Regions from separate parts of the Homo sapiens genome. Here regions 2 and 3 are each linked to region 1. A link is a loop called in an ENCODE intact Hi-C map of the cell type or tissue named here. Cell type or tissue: endothelial cell of umbilical vein. All regions are shown on one strand. Each heading gives the region's core, and the rest is flanking DNA. Links, peaks and the distances in the headings are about the cores only.

The links. Hi-C counts contacts between places; a loop is a spot of excess contacts. Peaks named below come from ENCODE experiments on the same cell type or tissue, not always from the same donor. Only the 100,000 strongest peaks of a DNase experiment are listed, where the experiment ranks them.
Region 2: a loop joins it to region 1, with 5 times the contacts of the local background. A loop is called at or near these places in 1 of 110 quality-filtered maps.
Region 3: it touches region 1 in a loop (7-fold over the local background); 1 of 110 quality-filtered maps calls a loop at or near these places.

What each region holds. Positions count from the first base shown.
Region 1 is chr5:100,591,518-100,599,636 of GRCh38, forward strand. No RefSeq gene overlaps it. Among named protein-coding and RNA genes, the nearest start is that of FAM174A, 60 kb to the left of the region's middle. In endothelial cell of umbilical vein, for the core only: no CTCF peak of the experiment used is centred there; a DNase peak (open chromatin) is centred at 4,034; H3K27ac peaks cover 2,609 bases.
Region 2 is chr5:100,843,714-100,851,832 of GRCh38, forward strand. The region is part of intron 4 of ST8SIA4 (ST8 alpha-N-acetyl-neuraminide alpha-2,8-sialyltransferase 4); the gene reads right to left. Among named protein-coding and RNA genes, the nearest start is that of MIR548P, 31 kb to the left of the region's middle. In endothelial cell of umbilical vein, for the core only: no CTCF peak of the experiment used is centred there; a DNase peak (open chromatin) is centred at 3,258; H3K27ac peaks cover 2,526 bases.
Region 3 is chr5:100,662,546-100,670,664 of GRCh38, forward strand. No RefSeq gene overlaps it. Among named protein-coding and RNA genes, the nearest start is that of FAM174A, 130 kb to the left of the region's middle. RefSeq lists silencers at 4,847-5,047, 6,087-6,287. In endothelial cell of umbilical vein, for the core only: no CTCF peak of the experiment used is centred there; a DNase peak (open chromatin) is centred at 4,896; H3K27ac peaks cover 1,615 bases.

The DNA of each region.
Region 1 (8,119 bases), core at 1,934-6,933:
TGAATAGCTGTGTACAGTTTATTTTCCTTTAACTCTTTTCTGCTGTCTTTGGTATAAAATTATATCTAAGGACCTGAAAGCCAAAAAACTGTTAGCAGGACAAAAGGGACTTTTCATAGGAGTGCTGAAGAGCAAGATAACTTGTATAGGAAATGTGATGGTCCCTAGCCTATGAAAATATATATTTTTAATATATGTGTACTGGCCCAACCCTTGAGAATCCACATTATATTGCCATGAGAAGTGGCCTAAACATCTATAACAGTTAGAAAGCTCCATGAGTGATTCTGTTGTAACTCCAAATGGGAAACTTCTGTCAGTGTGTAGATAATCACACTGTGATCTAAAGCAGAGTTCAGAGATGACCGTACCTTATATTAATTTCTGGCTCCATTATTTTTTGAATCTTATTTATCTTCATTGTTTCTTTTTCCACAGTCCACTGTTTTCCACATACAATTAATAGTTAAGATTAATTGAATACTAGTATGATAAATGTTTTAGATTTGTTAATTCATTCAATCCTCACAATAACTTTGAGGGAGAGACTATTATCCCTATTTTTGCAAATAAGGATACTAAAGCTCAGAAAAATTGCAGAATTTGCCCCAAAGAAAACAGCTAAAATGTAGTAAAATGGCCTGCTAAATAAGTTCAGAAAATTTATTTTTGCTAATAGAAAAATCTCCATTTGTTTCCAAAAAAATGAAAAGTTTGTTTATAAACGCATGTTAAATAAAAAAGAATCAATTTGAGGAGGTGAGGATATTAGGGCACAAAGAAACAAAAGTAGGAAAATAAGGTCACAGCATAATTTCATGGCCTCAAATCTATCATATAAGTTGCTAAAAATGTGCCATAAATTTCATTCAAGAGAGAGGCAAAAGCTGTTCAGTTATTGCCAGTGCAGAAACCAGAGGGAAATTTGTTTTCCAAGGTTCTCAAGGAGTAATGTAAGGAGATCCCATGGTATAAATTAGTGAACACTTTCCTCAATATATTTATAGTAACCTCAGAAAACTATCGTGCACATCTTTCTTATAATGCCTTTTAACATATACTAGCATGTCTTACACTAGATGTACTTACACTACAATATAATCCAGTAAAATTCATTTCAGAGAAGCAAAATAATCCTGTGTGTTTAAAATTATTTAATAGTTTATATTAACTGAAGGGTAAATTTTAATGCCATCTAAGACAGCCTTTCCCAAAATACAGTCTGTGAAACAACCTATAAAAACAATCAGCATCTTTCCGTGGCTTCTCTGATATCTTCCTTTTTTATTTGTATGTTTCTTTTCTCTTTCTCCCTTTGTTTGTATCTCTTTGTACTTATGCATCTCCTTGCCTCTTATGTTTCTCCTAGATCTTCTCATCTTCACACTAACATCTTTCCCTGGTCATAACCACCCATTACTTCAGTTATGATATTAATGCAGTTTCAAATAAAACATCGCACCAAAGTTGAACAGGCAAGGAAGACTTTATTCAAGGCCGTTGCAATGGTGAGATCCCAGAACTAAATCTAAACTCATCTTCTCTGGAACAAAAGGCAGGAATGGCTTTTTAAGCACTGGGTGCCTGGCCAAAACATACTGGAGGATACCAGGGGAGAATCCTAGGGCACCTGTATTTGTTTGCTAATTGGCTTTACCCGATGGAAAACTAAACTTCTCACATCTTTGTGATAGAGAATGGTTTTGCAACTTGGCTTCAGGAAGGTAGGAGCCAAGTTGCAAAACTACCATCTGTCATAAACTGTCATAAACTCTATCATAGAAACTGTCGGTGCTATCTTCCTTGACATTTATTTAGACTTCAAAAAGATGGCTTTTTGGTCCTTGAGGAAAATATGCCGGGGTTCTAAATTTGGCAAGAGGATTTAAAAAATATTTACATCTGAAATGGGCAAATAGTAATTTTATAATTATGTTGTCTAAGGTGTATACTCAAAAAAAGCAAAAAAGTAGATAAGTGGCCACAAGTTAGATAGAAGCCTGTCTAAAGTTCAGTCAAGCTGAGGGGAACATTAATGCTGTTTTGGACAACAGGTTAATCAGAAATGTGGATTTCCTTAGATTTTCATCTGATATTTAAAACCCATATTTTCAAGCTTCTATATACAAATCATATGTATGTATATACACATACACACACATACATCGATCTATATATCTATCTATATCTATATATCTATATATCTACCTATATCTATATATCTATATATCTACCTATATCTATATATCTATATATCTACCTATATCTATATATCTATATATCTACATATATCTATATATCTATATATCTATATATATCTATATATCTATATATATCTATATATCTATATATATCTGTATATCTATATATCTATATATATCTGTATATCTATATATCTATATATATCTGTATATCTATATATCTATATATCTATATCTATATATCTATATATATCTATATATATCTATATATCTATATATATCTATATATCTATATATCTATATATATCTATATATCTATATATCTATATATATCTATATATCTATATATATCTATATATCTATATATCTATATATCTATATATCTATATATATCTATATATCTATCTATATATCTCTTCCACCCCACATGGATGGCCCAGAGATACATCAAACTGATGGTCATTATCATTCTTACACAAACTACCCTTACTTTGTGTTACCAATCTCAATGAAGGGCACCAACATTCATTCAAGTGTCCAAGCCAGAAGTCATGCTATCTTCTCTTAGCATCTCCATCACCTTCCATACCCTAAGCAACACCTTGCTCATATATGCATACAATCAAATAGGGAAATTAGCAATACCTAATTAATTTTTTCAAGTTAAAATTATTGGACCTATGTTCTATGGGCTAGACAATTAACATCTCAGTTTGCCATGTCTTTTTTTTTTTTTTTTTTTTTTTTGGTGAAATAAACAGAAATGTCCTATGAGAAAAGTCCTTACTGTTCTACTGGGTACTATCTGAGCCAATTTCCAGATTGAATTGGGGCCTTCCATCCAGGCACATACACTAATTAGGCTCTCCAATTTCCACCAGAGAATTTTAACTCTATCTCCATCTAAGCATTTGAGTTCATCTTTAATAATAGGTAATGTTTTCACTGTAAGATTTTATTATATTCATTTACCTAAAGCTCACTAGCACAAGTTTTTTATAAAGACTGGTGGCAGAAATCACTAGTCACCAATTTCTCTATTCTGAATTTTGTCCATGAGTTAATTCAGGCTGCCAACAGCTGTACAAGTTGACTATATCGTTTTCCTCTTGTAGAATTTCTTTTAACTATCTGTCATTATGCCACTGCTGAACAGAGATATTATCAAATACATAGCTGTGAAAGATAAGGTTATATTCAATGTGTCATTAATGAGTAAGTTTTACACTATATCACAGCATATATCTTTTATAAGGAATTTTGAGAAATATTCTACTTCAGTATCAAAATGTTTGGGTTTCCATTGAGCAGCTAGTTTTATTTTTACTTTACATGCTTTGAGGTGTTTGTAATTATATGGCTAGTTCTTTCTTTTTATCCACAAAACTTGTGAGCTGAACCAGAAGCCTCTGTTTACCAAAGTACAAGACTGTATAATATCATTTTTTGTATTCACTTTATCTCTGGAGTATCAGTTTGGTTATGTGGCTACATGTAACCAAAAAACCAAATAGGAGATGCGTTTTTCTAATATCTTGATTTCAGGGAGTTTGTGGTTGCTATTGTTAACATCTTTATAGCTCAGGGGATCCAGGCTCAAGGTCTCTAAAAACGCGTTGGTATTTTCTTTATGATCTTAAGATGACTGTTCCAACTCTAGCCATCCTGCCTTTGTTTGCAAAAGGAAGGAGGAAAGAAAAGAACGAAAGAAATATGGTTGGCCCTTTGAACAGCTGTTTCAGGCGCCTATTATTTCACATAAAACTCTTCAAAACTTAGTAGCTAAAAACATTTATCATCATATTTTATTCTGTGTATTGACAAAGCTTAACTGGCTTTCCTCACTTGGGATCTCTCATCTGATTACAGTCAGATTGTGTCTGGGACTGGAATCATCTAAATATTCAGCTGGGTTGGAAGTCCAAGATGACTCACTCTTGTGGCTGAGAGTTGATATTAGCTGTTGGCTGGGAGCTCAGCTGAAATGCCTACGCACAGCTTTGGCTTCTCATAGCGTGGCAGCTGGGTTCTAAGAGAAAGCTTCCCAACAGTAAGCATTTAAAGTGAAAGTGGCAAGTCTTCTTATAATCTGGTTTTACATGTTTGAGAATATTGCTTCTGCCACATTCTATTGGTCAAGCAAATCACTAAGGTGAGCTCAAACTCGCAGGAAGGAAATTAGATCCCACCTCATTGTGCGAAAAACAGCATATGTGAGCAAAGAGAGAAAGGACTCAATGGTGACTATTTTTGGAAACTATCTACCACTGTACTCTCTGCCTACCAGTATTCATGTTCCTCCCACATGCAAAATCAACTACGGTTTGAAGTCTAGGATTCATCATTCAAATAAAGTTCAAGGGGAAATGAGGGTCCAACTTCTCAGGTGCAATTCCTCAAGACTAGTTTCTTTTTAACAGAAGAATTTTGAACCAAAGAGACAAGTTACCTGCTCGGTAACACAATAAGTTATCTTCTCAACTGAATGCTCAATATAACAATGGTGATACAAGGTTATGAAACTGACAAAAAAAAAAAAAAGACAATTTTAAAAAAGACTGTGCTCTGGTAAAAGACAGCACTCACTCATCGATGGCAGTTCTGAAGTTTAACTGAGCACATGCCACCAGTTCCTTGACTGGGGCCCAGTCCTGCCCCAGATAATGTGCCTCTATGTCACTTGGCTCTGCCTTCTAGGCACCAGACTTTGTGCCCTACACTTCTTTCTTTTCCATTAGCAATCGCCTGTGTTTGCCGCTAAATATCTTTCTCAGCCTACTTCCTCCTAGAAAAAGTTTGAGTCCCCAATGACTCTTTTGAAAAAAATTCTGAACTGCCTCTATGACTTTTAATTCAGTCTTATTGAGGTTCACACCATTAGACAAATGTCAGCCCCACAGTTTATTTTTCGTCAGATAGATTCCTCTTCACTGTAGGATTAGAGTCTTGATACCGTGGGTTCCCAGCCTTAAGATTCCTAGGAGTCCTGTTATCTAGTTGAAAGAGTCTTTATAATACTCCTTCATATTCACAGATGCCTTTTTCTGATTGCAGCCCTGCCATAAATGTTTCTGAGGTGTCAATAAAGGGTCCTGTAATTGCTCTATTGAAGTTAACTCTACCCTGATGTCATGTGTTACTGAAAACACCTTGGGACTGAGTTTTACTCTGAGGCTATTTCTTATTTGGAGAAAAATTTTGCTACTTGGAGAAACTAGGGATGATAAATAATTTTATTTTTGAACACAGTAAGTCTTAAATCTTTTTTCCTCTCAATTTTTCTATAAAACACTGAATATTATCTTTCTAAAAATGTCATTCTCTCCGTGAGTACCTAATGTTATGCATCTAACAGAAACCAACTGGCACTTTCAACACTCTGCCCGGAAACCTCCTTATCCTGATATAGAATTCATTAGGACCATTTTCTGTTTACTAAATTACTGCAGTGTGTTATCAATAAACCTTTTGCCACTGAAAGGTTTTATGAGACCTAGTCTCACGAGTTCCTGAATGTAACTTCTGCTATATTCCAATAGCCAAATCAGTCACTAAAGCCTTCTCAGATTCAAGAAAAGAGAAATAAAACTTCAGCTCATGATATACGATGGAATATTTATATAAAGAAAGGGAGGCAATTTATGGTGAGTTATTGTCAGAGATTATTTAATGCACTAAAGCAAAATTTTCCCAGAAATCCTCAGCACAGTTTAATCTTTTCTCATTGACCAGAATTGTTTCCTATTTCAGAAAGCGAGCAGCAAAGTACTGGAAAATATGGTTGTGTGTGTATGTGTGTGTATTTGTGTTCATTGTCAACCCTCACAAAAAATAAACGAGGAGGTCCCTTAAAGAGAAAGATGAATATGGATATTTGATAGGAATCTAACAAAATATTCTGTAGTTCATACATTGGCTACCTAACACTTAACGTTCTTTAAACATTCTTCTTTTAAATGGTGTAACATAATTACCTCTTTTCCACTAGAGATATCTCAAACTCTCTTCTAGTTATGCCATCCAACTCAGAGTCCAAAGTGTGTGATCTTGGTGATATGTAATCTCAACAATAGAACAACTAGCAATTCCTGCTTGTCTGGCATTGTATTACCTAAAAGACAAAGCATCTGTCCCCAAAACATGTACAATATTTGAGAAGAAATAGATCAGCTATTTTGAGAAATTTAATCCAGGAAAAGATGGGATTAAGCAAATACAGAGAGGTTACTGATCTCGCATCTCTCAAATCTTACTGATCAGGAATGACAAGGACTCCCTGAACCAAGAGCAGTGTAAGCTCTTGGTCAGGCAGTATTTTACTCCTTCATTCAGTTTCTGTGTTCCCTGGCTCTGCCCTCTGAGATGTTGTACAGATCTGATACTTCAAAAGCCTGAAGAGCTCCTGTACAGCTCTCAGAAACTACTGCCTGTGGTTGTGTGTTGGAAGAGTGTAGTAATTCTTTGGTAAATTTTTTAGTGGAGCAATGATAGTCATGAAAGTTTGCAGTCCAGACAGGGTGTGTGGTCACTATACAGTTCTGTTAGAGCATTCGTAGATTACTTGTATCTAGTCAGTATCCTGTAGGAGTAACTATAGCTAAAGATCTTATCTAGTCAAAATTTTTGACATTGAATATTCCTGTTATTGACTGGGCCTTTATGTTCATTGACTTGGGATAATTGAAAAATAATATACCTGGGAAGAGGCTAAACCCTTACTCTCATTTTTGCCTTTAGATGAACTCCATTTGCCTGGCTGCCTATGAGTTTCTCTTGCTAAGTTTGTTGCTTTGCTATCCTTGCAATGGCTTCTATGTAAAGTATTAAAATTGCTTTTATTCTTTCTTTTTCTAAGTCTTCAAATTATAGGATTCTCTGGCAATATAAATGTCAGGCTGTGGGCAGAGAGTGCTTCCTTATCTAAGTGGCATTTCCCTCCATCTGTGCTTGCAGGCTATTTACTTCTCACTTGGGTCCATCTTGCTCTTGTAGAATTTTCCTAATGGTGGCAATGAGAGCCGGCACTAGCCAATATTCTAATCAGTCCCTACTCTTTTAAATAGTATAGCTTCAGTCAGTGTATAGTTTGCCTTACAAAGTATATCAAGTGACAATTGAATCCAAATATATTCCATTGTATATAAAGTGCGTTCAGCTTTCTTGTGTGTGGTTTCCAAAACCGGAATTTTCATCTCTCCACTTTCTCCATTAAACTGCAATATAGTTTCTGTTACTTGTACCAAACATATTTCTAGTAACAATTACTAAATCAATTGAGGTACTTAGTGCAACAACAATGCATTCTAGCTAATTTAAGTAGCAACTGTTATGAGCAATCTCATAACAGCCCTAGATTGGCCAGGGACAACATTTTCTAAAGGGACACATCACTTCTGCCACACTCGTCGCTTAACACTTGTGACATTAGAAACTGGATAACAGAACTGCTATAGCTGCCCCTGAAAAATAGATCTCTGTGATTAAACATGCCAGAGGATCAAGTCTCCCTGCCAGAGGCTGCCTCATTTTGCTCCATCAAACTTCTGTTTGATATTACAAAGCAGTCTAGGGATTGCTGTTTTTAGCTTTTCAGCCTCTACTTTACAGAAAGACAAGCTAAAAAAGATGCAGGAATGGATGTTGAATAAGTGGATATGTAGCATTTGCCATATATGGCTTCATTGGATGTTCTCCCCTTGTTGAAAAACAGCATAACATAGTGACAAATACAGCATAATAGGTTCAGCACACAGACTTCAGGGATATCCATACTTCATTAGCTGTATAGCTTTCAGTATTACTTAATTTTTATAAACCTAAGTATCCCTATTTTGAAACACTTGGATAAATCGCCCATATTATAAGCTGAATGGAAGGATAATAAAAGATAGCATGAGTAGTTATTAGTGTAATACCTA
Region 2 (8,119 bases), core at 1,145-6,144, 250 kb after region 1:
AGATGCAATGTATGCGTTATCATGAGGAATGGAAGTCAGCCATACTGTTGCTCCAACATATTTTCCACTTCTTGCTCTGCAAATTCCCAAAACATGTTCATAGGGCCCTTATAAATCCCTTCTTTTAATCTCAACAACTTATTTGCCCCTAAGAATGAATTAGCTATCAGTTATTTACACCTTACTTGGTATTTACGCATTTTATTATCTCTCTCCAATATTTGAAGTTTAGGTGGTGCTCATTGAGACGTAAAGCCTTTCCAGTTATATTGAAGCAAGGTCTTAAGAGGGACAGAAATTCTTCACGGAATGTACAAAAATGGTACCATCTGGATGGCTCCCTAATTTGCCAACAAATAGGCACAATGTTATACTAGAGGGCCAGAGTTCCTAAGATATGATGGCAAGTATCCTTCCTTAAGAACTGAGCAAATACTTTATAATTTTGCTTTCACTTATGCTCCACAGGTGACAGCCCCAGCATAAGATCATCTGGATGAAACAGTTGTGTAAGAATTTGCATCGTATATAATGTGATTTGATTGATCTCAAAAGAAACTATTGAACAATATTTCCCACATATATCAACCACCATGTATTATGTTTAAATATGATCTTCAGAAAACCATACTCAATCATAAATGTACTATCTTGAAGGGAGAGTACAAGCACCTACTAACACATAAACAAGAAATCTCATCCAGCAGAATAGTGGGGAACATAGAATAACCCTGGCTATTTGGGACACACATTGATGAGGGGAGGCTGCCAGAGGTATCAGAATCAGGGCACTGCATTTTGATTTTACTTCCTGCACTGGATACTGGTCTTCACCAGGGCTCTATTTTGTGATTCTTCTCTTGTAGGTCTGAATATTCTTTTTGATTTATTTTATCCATGGAATGTGAAAAAGTAAATGGCTTATTTCTAAGAAGTCAGTCATAGGTGTTAGGCTCAAACTGGAAACTGTAAGAAACAAAACTTCCAGCTTGCCTCTGGTGAATGTGGCTCCAATACTTGCCTTTATGTAATCAAATAACTGAAAAAGATTGTTAAAGCCACTTTAAAAATAAGTTTATAGCTAAAGGCTTTAAACTTATTCTGCTACAATGTATTTACTCATCCAGGTTTTTAAATGATTTGGGGGGTAAGGTTTTAGAGCAAAGAGAAAAAGAAACAGAAATGACTCTTTCTTTGATCTCTTACCAATAGGAATCTGATATGGCACACTAGTCTCTGAAAAAGTTGGCAGAATGTATCAGTATCTTGTTTCCTACATGGCAATTCTAGTGGTCAAGCCCCAAGTCTTTTGCCTTATTCTCTAACTTACTTCTTGTATGTTGAGCTGGCTTGACAAATGGCGATAGCCATAATTTGGAAGTTGTGGCCTGAGGCTGTGATTATATGATCAACCACATGAGACACTAGAGTTAGTTAACTGACCATGATCAATCACATAGAAACAAAAGACCTAATCTAAACTATTACACTCAAGCTAAAGTACACTTGTATCATTTGAAGAAGATAAGGACCTGTAATGTTTTCAAAGATTTATGGGAATATTGATTAAATAACTTTTCTCCACAAACTCAGGAAGTAGCTAGTCATGTTCACTGTCTAAAAATTTATATTTGCATTTAACTTTAAACTCCCAACTATTTAATATTTAATAATTAGTTAAAATATATTAATTATTTTACTATATATAAGAAATCTCTGAATGCGTAATCGACCAGTCATCTTGACTTAAATTAGAATAACTTAATGCAAATTAACTCAGTATATATTTTGCATATTGATCAATGTTCTTTTCTCCTGAAAAGTCAAATAAACAAGGGAATTTCCGAGGTTACCTGTGCACCTTCTATCACTCATTAAAAGATTGAGCCTTGAAAGTAAAAGGTAATAGAACAAATTATTGAGCTTTCCCTGTAGTTCGTTAATATAGCAGTATAGCGCTTTGTTCTGATTATGAAATTTTAGTCTTAGAATTTATAAAATAATGACAATTAATTTATTTCCCCAGCTAAAATATTTTTAGTAACGATTTTTCCTCTATTGAACACCATGATAAATTAATATTAAAAAATAATGGATTGATTTCTTTATGCAGATTTTGAAAGATAACACCCAAGAGAAAACTGTTACTAAATTATAGATCTAGGGTACTTTTCTCAGGTGGCCAGGATGAATTTATAGATGGTCAAACTGGATGCTCCCATGCGTCATGCCTCATTATTATGATTCATCTACTTTTCTTATCAGAACTTGCTCTTTTATTTTTACCCTAGCAACACCACAGGCAGGTAAAATTTAGTAAGCATTAATTTCATAATTTAGTAGATTCAGGGCACAAGTTGATACATAGTTTGATTAATAATAAATTGCAGGAAAACAAACTATCCAGATTACATCCTCACTATTTAGAATTCAAGCCTTCCTTCTTGAAAGTTTCCCTCTTCTTCACAATACTGCCTAGTGAAAATAATTTCTAGTGCTACCCAGATCGATGAAAAAAACCTCTTCCTCAATTCTGCTTGGTTCCCTGCTTGTTTGAATTGCTCTAGAGAACTAACTGAACCAAATTGCAATGTCTAACTTCAGCACAACTTTGCCCATTTTTATTCCCCACCCCTTTGCACATGTGCCTCAACCTCCACCGTAACATATACTGGGAATTTATGCTTCTTATTAGTTATAGAGATGAATAAGTCAATCTTTGCTATGAAAAAATTTAAAATAAACCTACAGAGTTGAAAATAAACAATAGTCATACATTATGAAGAATGTTCCAAAAGGGAAATACATCCCTTGAGAAGAGAATACAGAGAGCAGAAACCCAGGTCAATCTCACCAAAAGGAAAAAGAGTGAGAAATGATGCCCAATTGAAACTTAACCTTTAAATTGAGACTTGAAGGAATAAAAAATGATCTATGTGAAGAAGAGAGAAAAATCCATACCAAGAAGGAAAGCCCAAATTTGCCAATGTTACAGGGGTGCTATGAAAGCTTAACTACTCTTCCAAAGAAATTCTAGATATTTCGCAAAGCCTTTTAGTCTCAGTGAGAGATAACCAGAACTGGGAAGCATATTGGTCAGGGGCAGAATGAAAGCTGTTTTCCATAGGTTCCAGTTTGAGCCACACACTTGGGAATATCTTCTCAGACATAAACTATTTATACTTCCACATTACACAATGCAATATGAATAACGGGATCTGCTAGGAAATAACATTGTGACTGAAGGGTAACCAGATTAAAATATCAGGAAACACTGAAGTTCCGGAAGTGTGCATATCAGAGTCTGCCAGTAAGGAAAGAAATATCCTTTCATGGAAATCTCCTTTGGTTTAAAATACCTAATACGCGGCATCTAGCTACTCAAAAACATTAAACTAGGACACATGTTTTATAAAGAAATATTACAGCTGTGTTGCTCATAGGTCAAAATAGAAACCATATGGAAATATTTTTAGCATAAGACTAATTTTAAAACAAGTAAGCCATTTTCAGAAAGCACTTGGAGTGAATATTCTCTTTTCAAAGTTGTTTTTTTAAAATTGCTTTTCCTTATGTGACTTGAGTTGATTGAATACTCCAAAACAATCCATTAGAGTGACTAATAAACTTGATTTCCTGAGGTCTATTGATGATGTATTTTAGCCTATAGTTTTGCTAAAGACTATTGGGAGCCTGGTCTGATTCAAATCCTTCTGCAAACCCATGACATTCACATGAAGTTATCCTGCAGAAGGTCATCTTCATTTTATATAGACTTTAACCTTTACTTTCATTTAAAATGAATTTTTACATCTGAAAGATGAGTGCAGCAACTAACATTTGAGAAATGATATTTTTGTTAGTCTTAATGCTGAAAAAAAGTTGATGGATGATGTGTGAAAATATAATCTGTTTATTTGTTAGAAACCATAAAAAATATTCTACCAAAGCAACTAATGTGTGCTTTCATTCTTTTAATAACCATTAAATATTTTTCAACAGAGTGAATACTACCCAGATGAGAAGTTAGCTAGATATGTCACTTGATATCCGTAAGACGTAATTTTTCCCTCTTACATTTAGCTAGGAATTATGGAATTGATCATTGTGGTGTAAAGTACGGGCACAGGTAGTTTAGAAAGGTATGCCAAAATAAAATATCAATGTTCTAGCAAAACTCTGGGAATCCTGGGCGGGTACATTAAGTGATATCCTCTTGTTCACTGTAATTTTATTTAATAAAAATAATGAAGCAAAAAAGATACTGCATATAAAGTATGTAAATCAATTAGACTATTATCTTATATTCTGAATGAGGAAATTTTTCAAAAGTTATTTAGTCACTTAAAGTAATAATGTAAAACAATATCTACTTGAAAACAAAAGATGAAATTACTACAAATAAATTCAAGATGGCATGTCAAACACCAACAACAGAAATATAAAAGGGGGGATATTTACTATACATTAAGCATGGAAAAACTGATTTCTGAAAATCCTAAGTGACCACAGTTGAATAAGATTCAGTAATGTACCATTATTACAAGAAAATCAATATATATTGGCACTATGTTTGACATACAAAACGTCTAACAAAGTAACTTGTATAGAATAATAAACATATATACTATGAGTATACTATTACATATTATATAATTATATAAAATACATATTTGTATATTTTATACTTTGTTAGTATGTGTAAATTATTTACAGTATATCTATATATGTGCAGTGTGTGTATATATACAAAGAATATACACATATATACACACAGAGTATATATACTCTGTATAGTATATATAGAGACAGAGAAACAGCAAGAGAATACATAGAATTGTATATAATATATTAATATATATGTTTTGTGTGTGTTTACAAAGAAAGTATATCGCGAGTATAGACTATATAAAGTCTGTACAGTGTGTGTGTATATATAACAGTAAATATGTATGTATACTAATTTTATTTTTCATATATATAACAAATAAATACTACTTCAGATATAGGTTTTCCACAATTGACATTTATCAAAAAAGTTACGCATTTTTAAAAAAATTAATAATTGCAGAAATCAAAGAAAGGGCAAATTCAGCAACAAACATGTCTGTCTATTCTTTTTATATAATATTTACCTAGGTATATATACATGCTTATATATATGAATGTGTAACTATGTGTGTCTATGTGTGTATATATATTTCTTATATATTTCAAATATATATATTTCTTATATATATTTCTTCTGCTGTCAAGTAAACATTTAGATGATGTTGGGTTAACTTAACTGTGGTGTTGAAACATGTAAAGAATAAATATCAAGAGAAAATGACTTTAAAGAAGAAATACTTTAGAAAGCTATCTTTATTATCATAATTACCAAAAATTTAATGAACCTGTTTAGGAAGTTACAGAGAATACATTCCTGAGGATGTTTAATTAAGGACAAGAGTTTTTTTGTGACAGTTTGAATATTCCCATGTGTAAGGACAAAGTTCAGAACCAGTGATTCTTAGAGCCCAAAGGAATCTATACGATTATATACATTGGTACGTATATTTTAATGGTTATAAATCTGACACTCAAGGATTTAAACAGTCTTGTCTAAAGTCAGAATAGGAAAGGTTTGTTTTCGTCTTCCTTGGAAATCAAATTTCTGCGTAATTCTTCAAAATTCTCTACGTCAGTGTTCTTAGTTAGAATTGTTCAAATCCTCTTTAAAATCAAGAAAATTTTCGCAGAACCTGCAAAATACATATGTGAGCTTGAATTTAAGAAACACTGCTGGCTGAGCGCGGTGGCTCACGCCTGTAATCCCCGCACTTTGGGAGGCTAAGGCGGATGGATCACCTGAGGTTGCAGTTCGAGAGCAGCCTGGCCAACATGGTGAAACCCCATCCCTTCCAAAAATAGAGAAAAAAAAAAAAATTAGCCGGGCGTGGCGCCTCATTCCTGTAGTCGCAGCTACTGGGGAGGCTGAGGCAGAAGAATCAATCGCTCGAACTCAGAAGGCGGAGGTTGCAGTGAGCCGATATTGCACCACCGCACTCCAGCCTGTGCGTCAGAGCGAGACTCTGTCTCAAAAAAGAAACCCAAAAAACAAAAATAAACAAAAAACAAACAAAAAAACACTGTTGTAGGGCATGAGATGTTTACCAAGTATTTCTAATAAAAACAAAAATTCTTAATTCCAGGCAAATCTAAGGCAGTTTATGTAGCCCATTTATCTTACACATATTCGTCCTTTGCAATCACTACAAAAGACTATATTTTTTTAAGTATACAGGTATCTTATGTATTCTCCACTGAAAGATAAATAACAAAAACAAAAACTATTAGGCTGGTGCAAAAGGAATCATAGTTTTTGCCATTACTTTCAATGGCAAAACCCACAACTACTTTTGCACCATATTACTACACATGGAATCAAAATTTTAAAAATCTATATGAAATATCTTTAAAAATTTTTTGAGAAAGATGTAAGTTTAAAAATGGTAAATAACTTTAGAATTATTTACTATGATGGTGACATCACAGAATATTATATACATTTATCAATGTCATCTGTGAGTACTCATTCCAAGTGTTTATCTTGATTAATACAAAGTAGAAGCTTATTAATTTAATGAGAGCATAACCTCCATTATATTAAAACAAATTACTACTTATAATGTAGTGACAAAATGGTACATATATATTACTTTTGTTATAGTAGAATTTAAAAAAGTAAAAATTAAAAAAAAAACTAAGGGGCCATAAAAATTTATACGATAATTGAGTTAAATATCTCATTTTGGGTTTAAATCTTTTAATAATAGTTCATAATAATTAGCAGGGGCCAAAGAATTAAAACGTAAATATTTTAACATTTTTTCCCAGACTCAAATATCAACAGATCAAAAGCTTAATGTTTAAAATTAAAATATCTGAATACAGATAATATTTTCAGAAGGGAACATATTATACAGTATTCAGTAGGTTTAAACCCATCCATACCTCTGTGTTTATTAAAATTCCCTTTTCTGTGGGAAAAAAACACATTCTAAATGAATCCATATTGTGTAGATGTGTATATATATATATATAACATGTGTGTGTATATATATGTATAAACAGACAAAAAGGATAGATGAATAAGAGTAAATATTAACTGTTGTTACTTCAGGATATTGTATTTGAAAAGGTAATATAAGACTAGTTTATATATAATTATTTGTTCAGAATTATTATTGTAACCATACTTTTTTTTTTTTTTTTTTTTTTTGAGATGGAATCTCATGCTGTTGCCCAGGGTGGAGTGCAGTGGCATGATCTCAACTCATTGCAACCTCTGCCCCCTGGGCTTAAGCGATTCTTCTGCCTCAGCTTCCCTAGTAGCTGGGATTACAGGCATGCGCCACCATGCCTGGCTAATTTTTGTATTTTTTATTAGAGACGGGGTTTCCCCATGTTGGCCAGGCTGGTCTCAAACTCCTGATCTCAAGTGATCCACCCGCCTCGGCCTCCCAAAGTGATGGGATTACAGGCATAAGCCACCATGCCCGGCCTATTGTAAGCTTTACATTAATTTTATATTTTAAAATATACTATTAGTTTATAAAATCAGCTAACCAGAATTGTATATTTACTTTCCTTTCCCTACCTCTCATTTTTCCTATAATTTAAAATATTTTTAATAACAAAATAAAATTATATACAACAAGAACAAATGAGAAGTACTACAAATGTCCATCAAACAAGATTGGTTAAATACATTATAGAAAAGTATATAATGGAATATACTTTCCTATTAAAAAAAACAAGCTGTATTTATGTGTTGTTGAGAAAATGTCATGTTAATTTAAAAAATAAAGTGCAAAAGAGTACATATGATTCGAGTTGTAGAGCTACTACAATAAAAACATATTTAGGTTTGTGCATATAAAACATAATTTTAAAATATGCTTCTCTATCTATCTGTCTATCTATAGGTTTTTTGGAAGGATTCTTAAGAAATTCTCGTCATAGTTTGATATTGAAACTGAGGATACACTTTCTGTAATGTTTGTTTTTTTCCCATATTAAAAGTAAGAAAATTAAGTATAATCATCCCACCAAAGTAAAAACAACACTTGGTTAT
Region 3 (8,119 bases), core at 2,085-7,084, 71 kb after region 1:
TAGTTAGCAAAGCTGCCTTGTGTTATTGAAGCTGAAAAGGCCAGACAAATGCTTACTCAGGCTTCCTGTCAGTTAAGGCAGGAGATTGGTTATACCAATCAGATGCACCAAGCCCAGAAATTTGAGGTCCATGGTGAACAGTCATTTTGTAGATGCAAGGTGTTATCCAGAGCAAGCTCTACGGTCTAGTTACTTGCAGCACATTGCAAAAAGATCAACAGACAGATCTGTGGTATGATTTATGCCACGGCCCCCAAAACTGGTTCTCCAGTTTGGGATAGCACTATTTTCCAGAAAGAAACATATTTCCCACCAGACTGGTCTATTAAAAGGAACGAGACCTATGCAGGAAGATACATTCAGATTTTGACCTTGTATTAATTCACTCTCATGCTGCTAGTAAAGACATACCCAAGACTGGGTAAGTTTATAAAGGAAAGAGTTTTCGTTGACTCACAGTTCAGCATGGCTGGGGAAGCCTCAGGAAACTTACAATCATGGTGGAAAGAGAAGCAAACACGTCCTTCTTCACTTGGTGGCAGCATGGTGAAGTGCCAAGCAAAAGGGGGAAAAGCTCCTTATAAAACCATCAGCTCTTGTGAGAACTCATTCACTATCATGAGAACAGCAGCATAGGGGTAAGCACCCCCATGATTCAATTACCTCCCACTGGATCCCTCCCACAACACATTGGGATTATGGAAACTAGAATTCAAGATGAGATTTGGGTGGGGACACAGCCAAACCCTATCATATCTCACCTTGTTTAGTTCTTAGTTCTTTAAGTCATATTATTGGGCTTTGGCCAATCTGAGGCCAAGTTTTCTCCTCTTAAAATTGGTTTGTTATATAAGCCAGATGAGTTAATACATATGAAACATGAAGCTACATCAAGATAATTTACTGAGATATTAATTACTATTTTGTTTTTATTACAGTTGAAAAATTAAAATAAATTGCTATTTACATTTTGCAATCTGGATATTTCCCCCCTCTTTTTCTGTTCTTTTAGCTAGGACTTTGTGCTTTTTTTACCTCAGAGGAATTTTTTTAGGCTAAGAGGTTGTCTCAAGATGTTTTCCTCTTGCCTTCAGTTTTTATAAGATTGAGTTCATTAGAAAGATTATTTTAAAGGAGCAAATAGAAGCAAGCAAAAGTAACAGGATGTCTTCCCAAACAGGCAAAGAAGCCTGACTGAATTTCTGAGACTGGCATGAACTCTTACCCATACCCTGGGAAAATAAAATGGCCTTGAGAAGGTCTGTCTACCCTGCTTACCCAGGGAGATTGAAATCTCTCACAGGGTCTCCTACCCTCCACTTTAAAGCAGTAAACCACCTGCCTGCCTGGGACCATACAAGCAAACTAAAGGATAATTTCCAGCTTTCTTTACTTTTCCTTTTTTTCCCCCACAACTAGACCTCCTATATGTATACATGTTCCAGGGAAGGATAAAAACCTCACCACAGACACATAGGTGAGCATGAATTTCCTGGCAATCCTACAGAATGAGGGCTCAGTGTCACCTCAGTTTGCTTGGAAGAAAATTATATAATCTGTGTTTTACCTGCCTTTGTGGAATATGATGTTTTTGGCCATAGGAACACAACAGCACCCCAGAAAATGTCAGTTCTACTCCTATATTTTTAGAGTAGAATATACGTGCAGGAATTATTAGTTCTATGCTTCCCTTAAAGTTGATAAATCTTAAACTTTTGAAGCCATTCCTAGGCCTAATACATTAGACATGGGCTTGAAAATTTAGTAGTTGGAATCAAATTCAAAATGCTTACCCTAGCACTTTTAAGCATATTTCAATATTGACTTTTTAAAGGGGGACATAGGGGACAATCATGCTCATCACAGGCCCCATTTATTCTTATGATCCTGTACTTGGTGCAATTCATCACCTTTTGTTTCCTCCTTGTGTTAGTCTATTCTTGCATGTCTATAAAGAAATGTCTGAGACTGGGTGATGTATAAGAAAAGAAGTTTAATTGGTTCATAATTCTACAGGCTGTACAGGAAGCATGGAAGCATCTGCTTCTAGGGAAGTCTTAAGAAGCTTCCAGTCATGGCAGAAGTCAGAGAGGTAGCAGGCACATCACAAGGCGAAAGCAGGAACAAGAGAACCGAGGGGGAGGTGCTACACACTTTAAACAACCAGATCTCATGTGAACTCACTCAGTATTGTAAGGACAGTACCAAGCAGATGGTGCTAAACAGTTTATGGGAAATCTACCACCATGATCCAATCACCTCCCACCAGGCCCCACCTCCAACACTAGGGATTACATTTCAATATAAGAATTGGGTGGAGACACTGTCATTAGCCCCCTGACCCCTTCAAAATCTCATGTCCTTCTCATATTTCAAAATCCAATCATGCCTTTCCAACAATCCCCCAAAGTGTTAACTCATTCCAGTGTTAACTCAAAAGTCGAAAGTCTCCTCTGAGGCAAGGCAAGTCCCTTCCACCTATGAGCCTGTAAAATAAAAAATAAGTTAGTTATTTCCAGGATACAATGGGAATACAAGCATTGGGTAAACATTCCCCTTCCAAAAGGGATAAGTTAGCCAAAAGAAAGGTATTATAGGCTCCACGCATGTTTGAAACCCAGCAGGGCAGTCATTTTAAGAGCTCCAAAATAACCTCCTTTGACTCTATGTTTCACATCCAGGGAACAATGATGCAAGGGGTAGGCTCCTAAAGCCTCTAGCAGCTCTAGCCCTGTGGCTTTTGCAGGGTTCAGCCCCAGAGGCTGCTATTACAGGTTGTTGAGTGCCTGCAGATTTTCTATGCTGAGGGTGTAAGCTACTACTGTAGCTACTATTCTGGGTCAGGGAGACAGTAGCCCTCTTCACACAGCTCCATTAGGCAGTGCCCCAGTGAGGATTTTGTGTAGGGTCTCCAACGCGTATCTTCTCTCTGCATTACACTAGTATAGGTTCTCCGTAAGGGCTCTGACCCTGGGTAGGTCTCTGTTTGGACACTTGGGCTTTTCCATACATTCTCTGAAATCTAGGTGGAGGCTCCCAAGCCTCAACTCTTGCACTCTGTGCACCTGCAGGCTTAAAACCAAGTGGAAGCCTCCAAGGCTTAAGGCTTGCACCCTCTGAAGCAGCAGCTGAAGCTGTACCTGGGCCTCTTTGAGCTAGAGCTGGAGTGGTCAGGATGCAGCTGCTTTTTAAATTTTTATTTATTTATTTATTTATTTATTTATTTTGACACACTCTTGCTCTGTTGCCAGGCTTAAGTGCAGTGGCACGATCTAGGATCACTGCAACCTCTGCCTCCCTGGTTCAAGCAATTCTCCTGCCTCAGCCTCCTGAGTAGCTGGGACTACAGGCGTGTGCCACCACACCCAGCTAATTTTTGTATTTTTTTAGGTAGAGACGGGTTTTCACCATGTTGGCCAGCATGGTCTCGATCTCTTGACCTTGTGATCTTCCTGCCTCAGCCTTCCAAACTGCTGGGATTACAGGCATGAACCACCATGCCCAGCCAGGATGCAGCTGCTTTTAAACACCCAGATTTCATGAGAACTTACTCACTATCCTGAGGACAGAACCGAGAAGATGGTGCTAAACTGTGCACGAGAAATCTGCCCCCATGATCCATTCACCTCCATCCAGGCCCCACCTCCAAGACTGGAGATAACAATTCAAAATGAGATTTGGGCAGAGACACACATGCAAATCTGTATCACTCCTCTGGGCCAACCTTATTTATTCCATCTATCCTCTTTATCCTGGGCAGTAAATGACAAGATTCTTGTCACTTGATTGAAAGGTTAGACAAATAAATACACTTTATAAACAAAATAATCCAACAAACATGGGATAAGGATAGAGGAATTATATTTGATTTTGAACAACATAAATAATACAATGTAAAGACAAAAGGAATAAATTAGGAATAAATAAGGGTGCCTTACAAAGAGAAAGATTGAATCAAAACTTAGCAATATTGCCTGTATATATGCATTTTATTAAGAGCTAACATGGCCAAAATTATTAGAGCTAATATTTTTCAATGTTATACCTGACTGTATAACCTAGCTGTTTTGCTAAATCTTTTTCATGTATTAGCTAATTTAACCTTTACCTAAGCTGTAAAATCTGTCCAATTGTAATTCATTTGACAAATGAAGACTTGGACACAGAGAAATAGACTTAATGACAGTTACCCATTTAGTAAAAACAGAGTCAATATTTGAACCCAGCAATTTGACCTGCAAGCCCATCTTATGTTGATTCCTATAGATTAAAAAAAAATGTTGATTTGCTAACCTGAAAAGAGAAAGTTGATTTTTATAGCCAATTAGCAAAATTCTGAGTGACAAGATAAAAAATAAATGAATAGTACAAAAACAGGCCTTCCTTTGAAAATAGAATTCGATTAATAGGAAGAACTTTGCAAAGATACTGTGAGCAATAAAGGACTAGAATTTATTTGCAAGATATTTTTCTTATGAAAGCACTTCTAAGTACTGCTGTTGTCCCAGAGGAAAAGTTAATGTCTTTTATATCTTAGACTTTATTTATGACACCAAAGTGTTCTTACATTCAGGAAATAGCAATACCAAATTCCCAAGAATGGGGATTCAGTGTGAAGTGCCTCCTCATGTCTCAAGATCTGTCCTCATTGCAGCTTAGCAGGATACGTTTGTCTTTGTTTTGAAATTGGATAAAAGAAGGAAGTTAGAGCAATTCATGCATGGCAATCAGTTGTCCAATTGTAGATGGCAGACAATATATCCAAATAACCTATGAAACAGAGTTGCAATTGATGTGACATCTGTATCCACAGCTAGAAAACTCATAATAGCAACATGGAGAGCCCCACAATTAGACATACAGCAAAACAATAATGGAGGGAGGATTGTGCAAGAAAGTGAGGAGCTACAAACAATAGCTGGCCTGATGATTGAAAGAATTTCCACGTTAGAAAGGATACATTTGTATTGTGTCACTCATTTAAGCATGACTCAGGATGTGGTTGGCTGTTATGAAATCTGTATTTCAGTTTTCGGAAACAGCCTTGAGTGTTTGTGTTATTTGGTTTTATCAATGCCGGAAGTAACTGCATTGTCAAAAAACATACTCCACATGTTTATAGAGATGTGAACAAAAGTCAAATTTTTGAAGAAAATTAAAACAAATGGTGATTTAAGCTTTATTTTTAATAGGCTCCTAATGTTTTCCTTTCAATGTATCTCACTTTTAGAAAACAATGAATTTTTGTACAACAAATATCCACAGTTAACTCTGAGATAGGAATACTTCCATCAAAACCTCATTACTTCTTTCTGTGCTGGTAAGTATTTACATTTCAGGTGAGCCATATAATTTAGAGCCATAGAATTTTGACTTCAAAGTTCACTTAAAAGGAGAGTGGAAAATATCAGGGCCAGGCATGGGGGTTCACACCTGTAATCCCAGCACTTTGGGAGGCCAAGGCAGGAGGATCACTTAAGCCCAGGAGTTTTGAGACCAGACTGGGCAACATAGTAAGATACTTGTCTCTACAAAAACTGAAAATAAAAATTAGTTGGTGTGGTGGTGTGTGCCTCTAGTCCCAGCTGCTGGAGAAACTGAGGTTGGAGGATCACTTGAGCCTGGGAGGTCAAGGCTAGAGTGAGCTGTGATCACTGCACTCCAACCTGGGTCACAGAGTAAAACTTGGTCTCTGAAAAGAAGGAAAAAAAGGGAAAAAAAGAAAGGAAAAGAAGATATAAATTCCTTTACAGTTAGGGTTTTAGATTACTATGTTAACTAAAAGAAAGTGTTGTGAGTGAACCCAAAGATATTCTGATTTAAATATTAAGTCTTATCTCCAAGAAAAATAAATGATGATACAGTTAATAAAGAAATATTGGTTTGGATTCACTACTACCTGGGCTCAAATGTTGATATTGCCGCTATTTAGCTTATGCATGATTGTAACCTTTCTGATCCTTGGTTTCTTGTAAAAATTTGGAAATTATAAGTACTTCATAGGAATATCAAAGGGATTAAATAACGTGATTTACAGTAGAAAGTCACTTACCTTACATTGCTGAAACAGGTAGTTGATTGGTTCATTGAAAATCAGTGAAAACAGAAAAGTATAGTATTCCAAATACTATGGAAATAGAACATGATTCACACAGGAAATGGGGAGTGATGCGTACTTCAAATATTTAGCACCATGGGGATCAGTGATAAGAGTTTCTTCTGCATATGAAGTCTAACCAGGAGCCTAGAACCTGGCTCAACTCGTATTAGATCTCCTCTCTTCTGTCTCCTTACTGTTAAGACAATGGGATCATTGAGAAATCTAAAGGTTCAATGTTTTTTGTTTGAATGGAAATATTTATTTTTTTTCTGATTTAAATATATATTTATAATGATAATAATACATGTCAAATAAAAGATAGCTTAAGCAAGAAAATAAAATAATTTCATTCTCAAAATCTATTTAATAAATAGTGTAGATAAGTCATCCATAACTGAAAAAATAGGCTCCTATTTGATATCTTTGTAACTCCAGGATATGGAATAATTTATTAATGAAATGATGAAATTATAAAGGAAATTAAATTTTAAGGGAAAAGCACAATTCATTTGATTTTATTAAAATTTAAATTTTCTCCAGTAATAGAAGACATTATTTTACTGTAAGCGAGAAAACAGCTATGGCTAGTGCAATGGCAATCCATGTAGAAAGCAAGCATCTGCATCTTCTGACCCAAGAATTCCACATCACAAGCATACCTTACAGAAATGACTGAGCAAATGCACACAGAGACATCCTCAAAGACATGTTATTAGCAACAGAATACTGGACAGTGTGCAATGGTAAAAAAAGAGATATCTAAAGATTCAACAAAATATGATGAATACATTTCATATAATGGAATATGATACAGGTCATTTCTTTAACAAACTCTTTTAAATTACCACGTCATATGCTGCTCTAGGTAACTTACAAATATTAGCACACTTAATACTTATCACAAGTCTGTCAAATAAGAACTATTAAATAATTTTATAGGTGAGGAAAACGAGGTGCAGTGAGGTTAAGTACCATATACAAGGTAGCACAAAGCTAGTAAGCATCAAAGCTATGATTTTAATTTAGTCTGTCTTCAAGCTTTAATCTTAATCACTTTGCTTTCTTGCTTCTCTGGTGATAAATGAACCAGAATCCCATAAAGTTGACATATCTCAATAACAGAGTGTTGAATGGGGAAAATATTGAAAAATGGTTAATTCAATATGATACCAAGTAATGAACGATGAAAAACAAGCCGAAAGACATTATATATTGTCAAAGAACATATATATGTAGTAAAAGTTTTCCAATAATTTTAAGAATTGAACAGAAAATTAAAGTCAAATTCAGGATAGAGACTACTTCCTAGAAAGAAAGAAAAAATAAAATAAAATTTAAAAAACATAAGGTACTTTAAATGTACCAAAATATTTTATCAGTGTAAAAAAAAACAGATCTGAAGCCAGTGTGACAGAACATTAAGATAAATTAAAACTGAGTGGCAGATACAAAGGTGTTTATTATATTACTATTTTTTAATTACTGCAAATATATAAAACTATTATAATTATTTATTCTTCTTACCAAAAATAATATTAATCTTTTGACATGGTTTTTAAAATTCTTTTATGAATACACACATCCACAATTTCTAGACACACACTTCCTGCACATGAACTCATAAACTGATTTGTAACCGACTTTAGGAAATGTATTGATAGGTAGTTTATACCATAAATACAAGTCAATAAATACAAGTCTTTAGCATGAGTGTAAGCATTTGTATTGCCTTCTATTTTACTCCAGTCATTAGTTTTTTTACTGATACATAATAGTTGTATATATTTTGGGGGCACATGTGATATCTTGATATGTGTATTCAATGTATGATGATGAAATCAGGGTAATTGGAATATACATCTCATCAAACTTTTTTTTTGTATGTGTTGGGAGCATCACAAGTCATCTCTTCTAGATATTCTGACATATACAATAAATCATTGTTAACTATAATTTTTATACTTTACTATTGAGTACTAAAACTTATTCCTTCTAAGTGTCTGTTTTTGCATGCCTTAA